Regions from separate parts of the Homo sapiens genome. Here region 2 is linked to region 1. A link is an interaction called in ENCODE POLR2A ChIA-PET data of the cell type or tissue named here. Cell type or tissue: HCT116. All regions are shown on one strand. Each heading gives the region's core, and the rest is flanking DNA. Links, peaks and the distances in the headings are about the cores only.

Region 1 (5,183 bases), core at 501-4,500:
ACAGTCAGCTATGACTGAGTCACTGCACTCTAGCCTGGGTAACAGAATGAGACCCTGTTTCAGAAAAGAAAAAAAGAAAAGAAAAGAAAAGAAGGAAGGAAGAAAGGAATGAGGGAAGGAAGGAAGAAAGGAATGAGGGAAGGAAGGAAGAAAGGAATGAGGGAAGGAAGGAAGAAAGGAATGAGGGAAGGAAGGAAGGAAGGCAGGCAGGCAAGCGACTAGGATGTTCTTAGCAGGGAATAACATGTTCTGTGTTTTGCAAAAGCCCTATGCATACAAGGATCTTCTGAGAAGGTGACTGGGACACCAAGGAGGAGGCGCCTTCAGTCATTCAGCTGATCCCTGGGCTGGGATCAAAAGGATAGAGAGAGGTGGATGGCTCCAGGGGCATTGAGAAGGAAAGGACTTGTGAATCGGTGTGCAAAACAGATATGAACCAGTTGAAAGTTCGTGATGGAAGAAACATGTCTATACAAGTGAAGTGACGAATCTGCCTTCTCAAGTTAAACCCTTCAAGGAGGATCCGGTGGGCAGACACATCATTTATTTTTCTTTTCTTTGAGACAAGGTCTTGCTCTGTTGCCCAGGCTGCAGTGCAGTGGCACAAACACAGCTCACTGCAGCCTCGAACTCCTGGGCTCAAGGGAGCCTCCCACCTCTGCCAAGTAGCTGGGACTAAGGCGCCACCACGCTTGGCTATTTTTTTTTTTTTTGAGACAGACTCTCGCTCTGTCACCCAGGCTGGAGTGCAGTGACGTGATCTTGGCTCACTGCAACCTCCACCTCCCAGGTTTAAGCAATTATTGTGCCTCAGCCTCCTGAGCAGCTGGGATTACAGACAGCTGTCACCACGCCTGGTTAATTTTTGTATTTTTAGTAAAGACGGGGTTTCACCACGTTGGCCAGGCTGGTTTCGAACTCCTGGCCTCAGGTGATCCATCTGCCTCAGCCTCCCACAGTGCTGGGATTATAGGCGTGAGTCACTGCGCCCTGCCGAATTTTTTGGATTTTTAGTAGAGATGAGGTCTGGTTGTGTTTCCCAGGCTGGCCTTAAACTCCTGAGTGCAAGTGATCCTCCCACCTTTGCCAAGTGGCTGGGACTAAGGTGCCACCATGCTTGGCTAGTCTTTTTGATTTTTAGTGAGATGAGATCTGGCTATGCTGCCCAGGCTGGTCTTGAACTCCTGAGCTCAAGCAATCCTCTCGCCTTAGCTTTTCGAAGTGCTGGCATTACAGGTGTGAGCCACCATGCCTGGCCCCATTTCTTGTTTGCTGTGGTTTCCTTACATTTTGGAGCAGTACTGGGCACATAGTGGGTGATCAATGAATGTTTGTGGGATCAATGTATGAATGACTTAAATCAAAATTGAAGAAATCGGGGACCCGGGAGGCTGAGGCAAGAGGAAATTGGGGAACTGGGAGGCTGAGGTGAGAGGATCACTTGAGCTCAGGAGTTCAAGACCAGCCTGGACAACATGGCCAGATCTCATATCTACTAAAAATAAAAAAGATTAGCCAAGTATGGTGGCAGACCCTGGGGGTGTGTGTGGGCATGGAGGGGGCGGTGGTCGGGGTCTTGAGTTCTTGGTGCTCAGGGTTAGGGGCGGATGGCAGGTGGAGGCTTACCTATCAGTCATAGGAGGAGGTGAGATTTCTAACAACAGCTTTGAGGTAGTGAGCTCCCCATCTCTGGGACTGTGTAAATGGGAAAAGCACTTGTCCAGAGAGTTGTAGAGGAAAATTCTGCCCCAGGGAAGGTCTGGAGCTGAGGGAACAGGGAACCTCAGTCTGCTCTAAATGAGGATTCATTGGGTTTCCCAGGAGCCCAGGGGTGACAGGGTTTCTGCATCTCCCTCACTTCCTGTGGTATCTGAGACTCAGCCTGTCTCACATACCTTCTGTGCCTTGTGGCTGGAGCTTGGAGTGGGTCTCACTTGGGGTCTGGGTGTCTGGCTTGCTCCAGGCATCAACGTTCTGAATTCCATGCCCTTGAGCTTGGAGGTGCTGCCCCCTGGTGTGGAGGAGAAGAAATGTCTCCTCAACACCCCATGACCTCCTGGTAGGGGATTCTGTGCATTCTATAGGTTGAGTCTACCTTGGGGAGAGCCCGGCTGGGTCAGAGCGGGTCCAACCCTGAATATTTGTGATCTGGAGATCTTGGCCTGTCAGTGGGGGCCCCCCACCCCTGAGCTGAGGATCTCACACTAACCCAGGGTGAGCCTGGAGCCACAGCCTACTCTCCAGGACACAGTGGGACAGGGTGGGTGGGGAGTTTCTCACGGCTGACTTGGAGGGTAGGGGAGGTCGCCTCACTGCTCCACAGATAAATGCATTTCCACTCTGGAAAATTCCATCCATAAGCATGGTTCTTGCAGGTGAGTCAGACGGAGAGGAAGAGAGAGAGAGAGAGAGAGAGAGAGAGAGAGAGAGAGAGAGGCAGGTAGAGACAGAGACACACACGCTGGTTTAGGGAGAAAGAAACACATCAAGTGAGGCCAGGTGTGGTGGCTCACGCCTGGAATCCCAGCACTTTGGGAGGCAGGGGTGGATGGATCGCTTGAGCCCAGGAATTGGAGACCAGCCTGAGCAACATGGTGAAACCCCATCTCTACTAAAAATACAAAAAATTAGCCAGATGTGGTGGCATGCACCTGCAGTCCCAGCTATTCGGGAGGCTGAGGTGGGAGGATCACCTGAGCTGGGGGAGGCTGAGGCTGCAGCGAGTCATGATCATGCGGCTGCACTCCAGATGGGGTGACAGAGCGAGACCCTGTCTCAAAAACAAACAAACAAACAAACAAACAAACAAACAAACAAACACAGCAACTGAGCACAAAACTCCTGAAAAGTTAGCAATGCACAGAAAGACACAGCAGGAGCCTACAGATCCTGTGAGTGATGCTCCTTAAATAGTGACTGGCTGAAAGAATGAATGAATGAGTGAATGAATGATTTCTTGGGCTGAGCAAAAAGAGGACTTGACACAGACATGGATAACCTCCAGCAGCTCCTGTCTACTGTGTTGATAAACTGGGGGTTGTGTCCAGACTGCTGGCTGGAGGTCCGGATGTCCTTCAGGCTGGGCTAGGGGGCATGAAGACAGAGGGTCCTACCTCCAGAGGGGACCCAGGACGCTCGCCATCCTGAGAGGCTGGATTCCCCCTCCCGACCCTGGCAGGGACAGGGTGGGGTGGGAGAGGCCTCCTCGAGCATCCTCAGTGCACAACCCAGAGAAAGCTCATGGGACTGAGAGGAACAGGCTGAGAGATGGACTTTTAATGGAATGGAGGGAGATGGGGATGCATAGCCTGGGACACATGGGCCCTGGGTGCCTGTGCTGGGGCGAGTGAGAGAGCCAGTGTCCAGGTGAAGCTCCTTGCCTGGGGCATCTGCCCCATGACTGCAGTGGACTGGGAAGCCCTTAAGAGTATCACTACCCACTGATGTCCAAGTCTTGCTTGATAGTATGGTGTCCAGGGAATGGTCTTGGGGAGTGGGTTCCGGAGAGCCTGTGAGAGTTCCAGGGCGGGGTGCACATCATGGGGTGCCTGGGAGGGTATCTTTGGGAGAGTCTGTGGAGGAGGGAGTTGGGAGGTGTTGGAACACAGAGGAGGGCCTAGGGTCTAGTGGGGTCGTTATAGGATGCTCATGGGGACCTGAGCATGACATTTGGGAGGCTGGCTCTTTCCTGGGAGGAGCTGGGGGCTGAGGAAGAGGGTCAGGAAGTGTCCTGTGAGAGAGAACATTTGGGAGTATTTCGGGCGGAGACACAGTGCAAGAAAGTGGTCTTAGAGCAACAGGGGTCCACCCTGGGGTTTCGGGGGTGGATCTCAGAATGATGTGTTTTGGGAAGATGGATGGGGGATGGGTGATGGGACCACCTGGTCAGTGGAGGTGGGGCCAGGGGAGGTCTGGGGGAAAAATCCTGAGGGGAGGGGAGAGTTCTGCAGGGATGATGGATGCCAGGGGCATCCCATGGTGGGACCATTGTAGGAGAAACCCTTGAAAGTCAGAATTCAGGTCTCTGTGATGGATCTGGGGGGTCAGCACTTGTGGGGGGCATCCTAGGGGAAACCAATGAAGAGGTGGATTTGGGGTGCTGAGAACCAGGGGTATCTTGACAAGTGGAATCTTGACAAGTGGAATTTAAGAGTGTGTTTGGGGGGATTAGAAATAAGGGGAAGATTATGGGGGTGCACCCAGGGGTTGGAGCACTCACGGGAAGATTCTGGGAGGAGGTTGGAGCATTCCGGGGTAGAGACTGGGTTGGGGGGTCCCTGAGGAGCATACTAAGGGGGGTGGCAGTTTGGAGGGTTTGGAGCCCAGGGGTATTTTGGGATGCTATATCAAAAGCAATAGATAATGGGGTGAGATTAGGGAGTCAGTATTTGAGGATGTCTTGGGCACATAGTGGGTAATTAATGAATGTATGTGGGATCAATGCATGAATCACTTAAACTAGAAATGGAAGGAATTGGGTATGTGGCTTGGGTATGTGGCAGACCCTAGGGGTGTGTGTGGGCATGGGGTGGGTGGTCAGAGGCTTTCATGTTCTTCATGTTTGGGGTTGGGGGCAGGTGCCAGGTGGAGGCTTATCTATGACTCATAGGAGGAGGTGATATTTCTAACAATAGCCTTGAGGTAGTGAACTCCCCATCTCTGGGAGTGTGTAAATGGGAAGGGCACTTGTCAGAGGTGGTCTGGGGAGGGGGTGTCCCAACCCAAGGGTGCCTGGGGAGGGGCACAGATCACAGGAGGATGGGTTGACAGGATTAGAACTTAGTGGTCTGTTGGGAGTTATTCATGGGGAAGGTGGGTTTAGGGGGTCAGGATTGGGGTGTCTCAGGGCATGCATCACAGGAGGTGAGTTAGGTCAGCCTGTGGGGCGAGGTGCCCAGGAGTGGATGGGGCAGGCCCTGGAGGAAGGACAGGACAGAGCCGGCTGTAGCAGAGGCTTTACTGCCCCCACGCCCTCCCCAGCTCTGCCCTGGTCAGTAGCATTTGCGGTACACGATATAGGGACCCTGTTCCTCGTACTGCTCCCGCAGGACCCAGCAGGACTGGAAGGCGCGCAGGGAGGCCAGGATGGAGCCCCCGATCCATACGGAGAAATTCCTGGTGGGCTGGGCAGCCACCACCACGTGGGTCTCGGCTGGCAGAGCGCGCAGCAGCTCTGCCCGGAA
Region 2 (5,183 bases), core at 503-4,502, 280 kb before region 1:
AATACGTAGGTGAATAAGTAGAATGTTTCAGACAGGGACACATGCCACGAGTGGAATCAAGTGGACCCCATTGGCACTTCATTGATTGATTGAGACAGGGTCTTGCTCTGTGGCCCAGGCTGGAGTGCAGTTGTGTGATCATGGCTCACTGCAGCCTCAACCTGGGTGCAAGCGATTCTCCCACCTCAGCCTCCTGAGTAGCTGGGATTACAGGCGCACATCACCACACCCGGCTCATTTTTGTATTTTTTGTAGAGACGGGGTCTTGGTATGTTGCCCAGGCTTCTCTCAAACTCCTGGGCTCAAGCGATCCTCCCACCTCAGCCCCCAAAGTGTTGGGATTACAGGCATGAGCCAATGCGCCAGGCCCCAGACAGCATTGTCGAGAAGGCTTCTCCAGGAAGGTGACCTTTGAAGGAGACACTTATAACAACTGTTTCGAGTTCAGTGAGATGATGACTATGTATGGAGATTGCTTGGCATAGTGTCTGGTTCTTAATAGATAGAAGCTGCTAGTATAATTTTGGTGGTTTGCAGGCCTTGCATTAAGAGATTTACCTGTGGTTTTTTTTTTTTCTCCCTGATAGAAGAAATATTAGAACACCACATGCAGGAGCTGGGATAGTTCCTGTAATATCCAGTTATTTGCAGAAATGTAAAGACCAGGCCAGGGGTGGTGGCTCAAGCCTGTAATCCCAGCACTTTGGGAGGCCGAGGCGGGCAGATCACTTGAGATCAGCAGTTGGAGACCAGCCTGGCCAACGTGGTGAAACCCTGTCTCTACTAAAAATACAAAAACGAGCTGGGTGTGGTGAAACACAGCTGTAGTCCCAGCTACTCGACAGGCTGAAGCAGGAGAATTGCTTGAACCCAGGAGCCTGAGGTTGCAGTAAGCTGAGATCACACCACTGCATTTCAGCCTGGGTAACAGAGTGAGACCCTGTCTTTTTTTTTGGGCGGGGGGATGAAGTCTTGCTGTCACCCAGGCTGGAGTGCAGTGGCGTGATCTCAGCTCACTGCAAACTCCATCTCTCAGGTTTAAGCGATTCTCCTGCCTCAGCTTCCCAAGTAGCTGGGATTACAGTTGCCCGCCACCATGCCCAAGTAATTTTTGTGCTTCTAGTAGAGATGGGGTTTTGCCATGTTGGCCAGGCTGGTCTCGAACTCCTGACTTCAGGTGATCCGCCCGCCTCGGCCTCCCAAAGTGCTGGGATTACAGGCATGAGCCACTACGCCCGGCCAATACCCTGTCTTTTTTTTTTTTTTTTTTTTTTTTTTTTTTTGAGAAAGAATTTCACTCTTGTTGCCCAGGCTGGAGTGCAATGGTGCGATCTCGGCTCACTGCAACCTCTGCCTCCCAGGTTCAAGTGATTCTCCTGTCTCAGCCTCCCGAGTAGCTGGGATTACAGGCATGCGCCAACATGCCTGGCTAATTTTTTTGTATTTTTAGTAGACACGGGGTTTCTCCATGTGGTCAGGCTCGTCTTGAACTCCTGACCTCAGGTGATCTGCCCACCTCGGCCTCCCAAAGTGCTGGGATTACATGCATGAGTCACCACGCCCGGCCAAGACCCTGTCTTAAAAAAAAAGAAATGTAAAGACCTAGCCTCAGAAGGGCTGGGCTGGAGGAAAGGACTCGCCTCTGCCTGCCTTCCCGTAAAGAGCCCAGCCGCTTCCCCTTTGGCCTCTGAGCTTAAGGTTCTGGTTGCAGGGACTTGGGAGGGAGAGCAGCAGGCACCCTGTGTCAGGCCCGGCCACTGCCCTGTGGGTGTTATCTCAGGCCTGCAGTCTTCCTCTTGGGTCCCTGCCTTTGGGCAATACTTGCTTATCTGGCCTGCAGAGGCCTGACTATGATGCTCAGAAGAACATGTGAGGCCAGGAAGGCTGCTGGCTGAGCTGTTTAGAGGGCATTTATCCAGCAGTGAACCGTCCTAGCGCAAGAGTTAGTAATTGCTCCCCTGTTCCTTCACCTCCCCACTTTGGAGCTCAGATTTGTTTTTTTGTTTGTTTGTTTGCTTGCTTTCTTTTGTTCTGTTTTAGAGACTGGAGACTGGGTCTTGCTCTGTTACCCAGGCTGGAGTGCAGTGGTGTGATCATAGCTCACTACAGCCTTGAACTCCTGGGCTCAAGAGGTTGAGGCTCCCTCCTCAGCCTCCCAAGTAGCTGGGACTACAGGCTTTCAGCACCATGCCTGGCTAATTCAAAAAAACCTTCAGAGAGATAGGGTCTCTCTATGTTGCCCTAGCTCGTCTCAAACTCCTGGCCTCAAGTGATCCTCCTGCTTGGACCTCCCAAAGCGCTGGGATTACAGGTATGAACAACTTCCCCTGGCCCAGGGCTCGGATTTTGATTGGCAGTTTACAAGCTGACTTGGGGTGGGGGTGGGAATACTTCGCTGAGTACTTGATTGCCTCTCTTGCTTGGACTTTCTGAACACTTTAGGGGCTGCAGGGGCTCTGGACATTGTAGCTCTTGGGGGTTGGACAAGCTGGGAACAGAGATCCTTGGCTCCAGGGCACCTGTATTGGCTTCAAGGAGGTCTCCAGAAAGGGCCCTTGTTTCTTCAATGAAATTCTCTGCCGGGCCGGGTGCAGTGGCTCACACCTGTAATCCCAGCACTTTGGGAGTCCGAGGCAGATGGATCACCTGAGGTCAGGAGTTTGAGACCATCCTGGCCAACATGGTGAAACCCCATCTCTACTAAAAATACAAAAATTAGCCGGGCGTGGTGGCTCATGCCTGTAATCCCAGCACTCTGGGAGGCCAAGGCAGGAGGATCACAAGGTCAAGAGATCAAAACTATCCTGGCCAAAATGGTGAAACCCCATCTCTACTAAAAATACAAAAATTAGCTGGGCATGGTGGCGCATGCCTGTAGTCTCAGCTACTCAGCAGGCTGAGGTAGGAGAATCATTTGAGCCCGGGAGGCGGAGGTTGCAGTGAGCCAAGATCGCGCCATTGCACTCCAGCCTGGGCAACAGAGCCGGACTCCATCTCAAAAAATAAATAAATAAAATACAATAAAAATAAAAATAATTGGCCGGGCGCGGTGGCTCACACCTGTAATCCCAGCACTTTGGGAGGCCGAGGCGGGCGGATCACGAGGTCAGGAGATCGAGACCATCCTAGCTAACACGGTGAAACCCCGTCTCTACTAAAAATAGAAAAAATTAGCCGGGCGTGGTGGCGGGCGCCTGTAGACCCAGCTACTCGGGAGGCTGAGGCAGGAGAATGGCGTGAACCCGGGAGGCAGAGCTTGCAGTGAGCTGAGATCAGGCCACTGCACTCCAGCCTGGGCGAAAGAGCAAGACTCCGTCTCAAAAAAAAAATAAATAAATAAATAAATAAAAATAAAAAATAAAAATAAAAATAAAAATAATTGCCGGGCGCAGTGGCTCACACCTGTAATCCTAGCACTTTGGGAGGCTGAGGCAGGTGGATCACAAGGTCAGGAGATGGAGATCATCCTGGCTAACATGGTGAAACCCCGTCTGTACTAAAAATTCAAAAAATTAGCCGGGTGTGTTGGCGGGCGCCTGTAGTCCCAGCTACTCAGGAGGCTGAGGTAGGAGAATGGTGTGAACCCAGGAGGTGGAGCTTGCAGTGAGCTGAGATCGCGCCACTGCACTCCAGCCTGGGCGACAGAGTGAGACTCCGTCTCAAAAAATAAATAAATAAATAAATAAATAAATAAATAAATAATTAGCTGAGTGTGGTGGTGGGCCCCTGTAATCCCAGCTACTTGGGAGGCTGAGGCAGGAGAATCGCTTGAACCCGTAAGGTGGAGGTTGCAGTGAGCCGAGATCATGCCATTGCACTCCAGCCTGGGCGACAAGAGTGAAACTCCATCTTAAAAAAAAAATAAATAAATATAAATAAAAATACAAAAACTAGCCAGGCATGGTGGTGCATGCCTGTAGTCCCAGCTACTTGGGGGGCTGAGGCAGGAGAATCGCTTGAACCCAGGAGGTGGAGGTTGCAGTGAGCTGAGATCGTGCCACTGCGCTCCAGCCTGGGCAACACAGCGAAACTCTGTCTCAAAAAAAAAAAAAAAAAAAAGAACTGGTTCTGATACCTTATCTGGAAAGGTGATATTAGTTGAAAGGTGGTCCTGGCCCTGGAGGCTTTGAGGGTAAGAGGAGGCCTAGCTTTTCTTGTCTTCTCTTTTTTAGAGACAGGTTCTCACTCTGTGGCATAGGCAGGAGTGCTGTGGGCACCGTCATAGCTCACTGCAGCCTCAAACTCCTGGGCTCAAGTCATCCTCCCACCTCAGCCTCACAAGTGGCTGGGACTATAGGCTTGTGCTACCATGCCTGGCTAATATTTTTGGTTTTCTTTAGTAGAGCCAGGGTTTCACCATGTTGCCCAGGCTGGTCTCAAACTCCTGAGCTGAGGCAATCGGAGGCAGGCGGATTGTCTTGAATCCAAAGTGCTGGGATTACAGGTGTGAGCCACTGCTCCTGGCCTAATTTTCTCATTTTTTATAAAGATAGAGTCTTGATGTGTTGCCTAGGCTGGTCTCAAACTCCTGGGGCTCAAACAATCCTCCTACCTTGGCTTTCAAAGCACCGGGACTATAGACATGAGCCACCACACCTGGCCAGGCCTAGCTTTCCTGTTTTTTTTGGGTTTTTTTTTTTTTTTGAGACAGAGTCTTGCTCTGTCGCCCAGGCTGGAGTGCAGTGGCGTGATCTCGGCTCACTGTAACTTCCCCCTCCTGGGTTCAAGCGATTGTCCCGCCTCAGCCTCCCAAGTAGCTGGGACTACAGGCGCGTGCCACCAAGCCTGGCTAATTTTTTGTATTTTTAGTAGAGATGGGGTTTCACTGTGTTAGCCAGAATGGGAAACCTAGCTTTTCTTTTTTTTTTACTTTTTTCTTTCTTTTCTTTTTTTTTTTTTTTTTTGTATTTTTAGTAGAGACAGTGTTTCACCATGTTGGCCAGGATGGTCTTGATCTCTTGACCTCGTGATCCACCCGCCTCAGCCTCCCAAAGTGCTGGGATTACAGGCGTCAGCCACCGCGCCTGGCCAGGGAAGCATAGCTTTTCTTAGGAGAGTGAGAAATAATACAACCCAAGCTCCTGCTGTATACCAGCCTTGTGCTGAGTTACATGCATCGTCTCCTTGAATCCTCACTGGCCCTACAGAGGCCCATTTTACAGATGGTGCAAACTGAGGCTCAG

What was found. ChIA-PET counts read pairs that join two places held together with the same protein. Peaks named below come from ENCODE experiments on the same cell type or tissue, not always from the same donor. Only the 100,000 strongest peaks of a DNase experiment are listed, where the experiment ranks them.
Region 2: POLR2A ChIA-PET joins it to region 1 with 5 read pairs; 1 of 35 experiments calls an interaction of 5 or more read pairs at or near these places.

What each region holds. Positions count from the first base shown.
Region 1 is chr19:8,692,460-8,697,642 of GRCh38, forward strand. ACTL9 (actin like 9) reads right to left here. Exons shown (of 1, transcript NM_178525.5): 1 at 4,941-5,183. The coding sequence ends at 4,992. Among named protein-coding and RNA genes, the nearest start is that of ACTL9, 3.7 kb to the right of the region's middle. In HCT116, for the core only: a CTCF peak has its summit at 2,004 (motif pointing left); a DNase peak (open chromatin) is centred at 2,002.
Region 2 is chr19:8,416,497-8,421,679 of GRCh38, forward strand. The region is part of intron 1 of MARCHF2 (membrane associated ring-CH-type finger 2); the gene reads left to right. Among named protein-coding and RNA genes, the nearest start is that of MARCHF2, 5.8 kb to the left of the region's middle. RefSeq lists an enhancer at 1,708-1,852 and a cis regulatory region at 1,771-1,788. In HCT116, for the core only: no CTCF peak of the experiment used is centred there; no DNase peak of the experiment used is centred there; H3K27ac peaks cover 593 bases.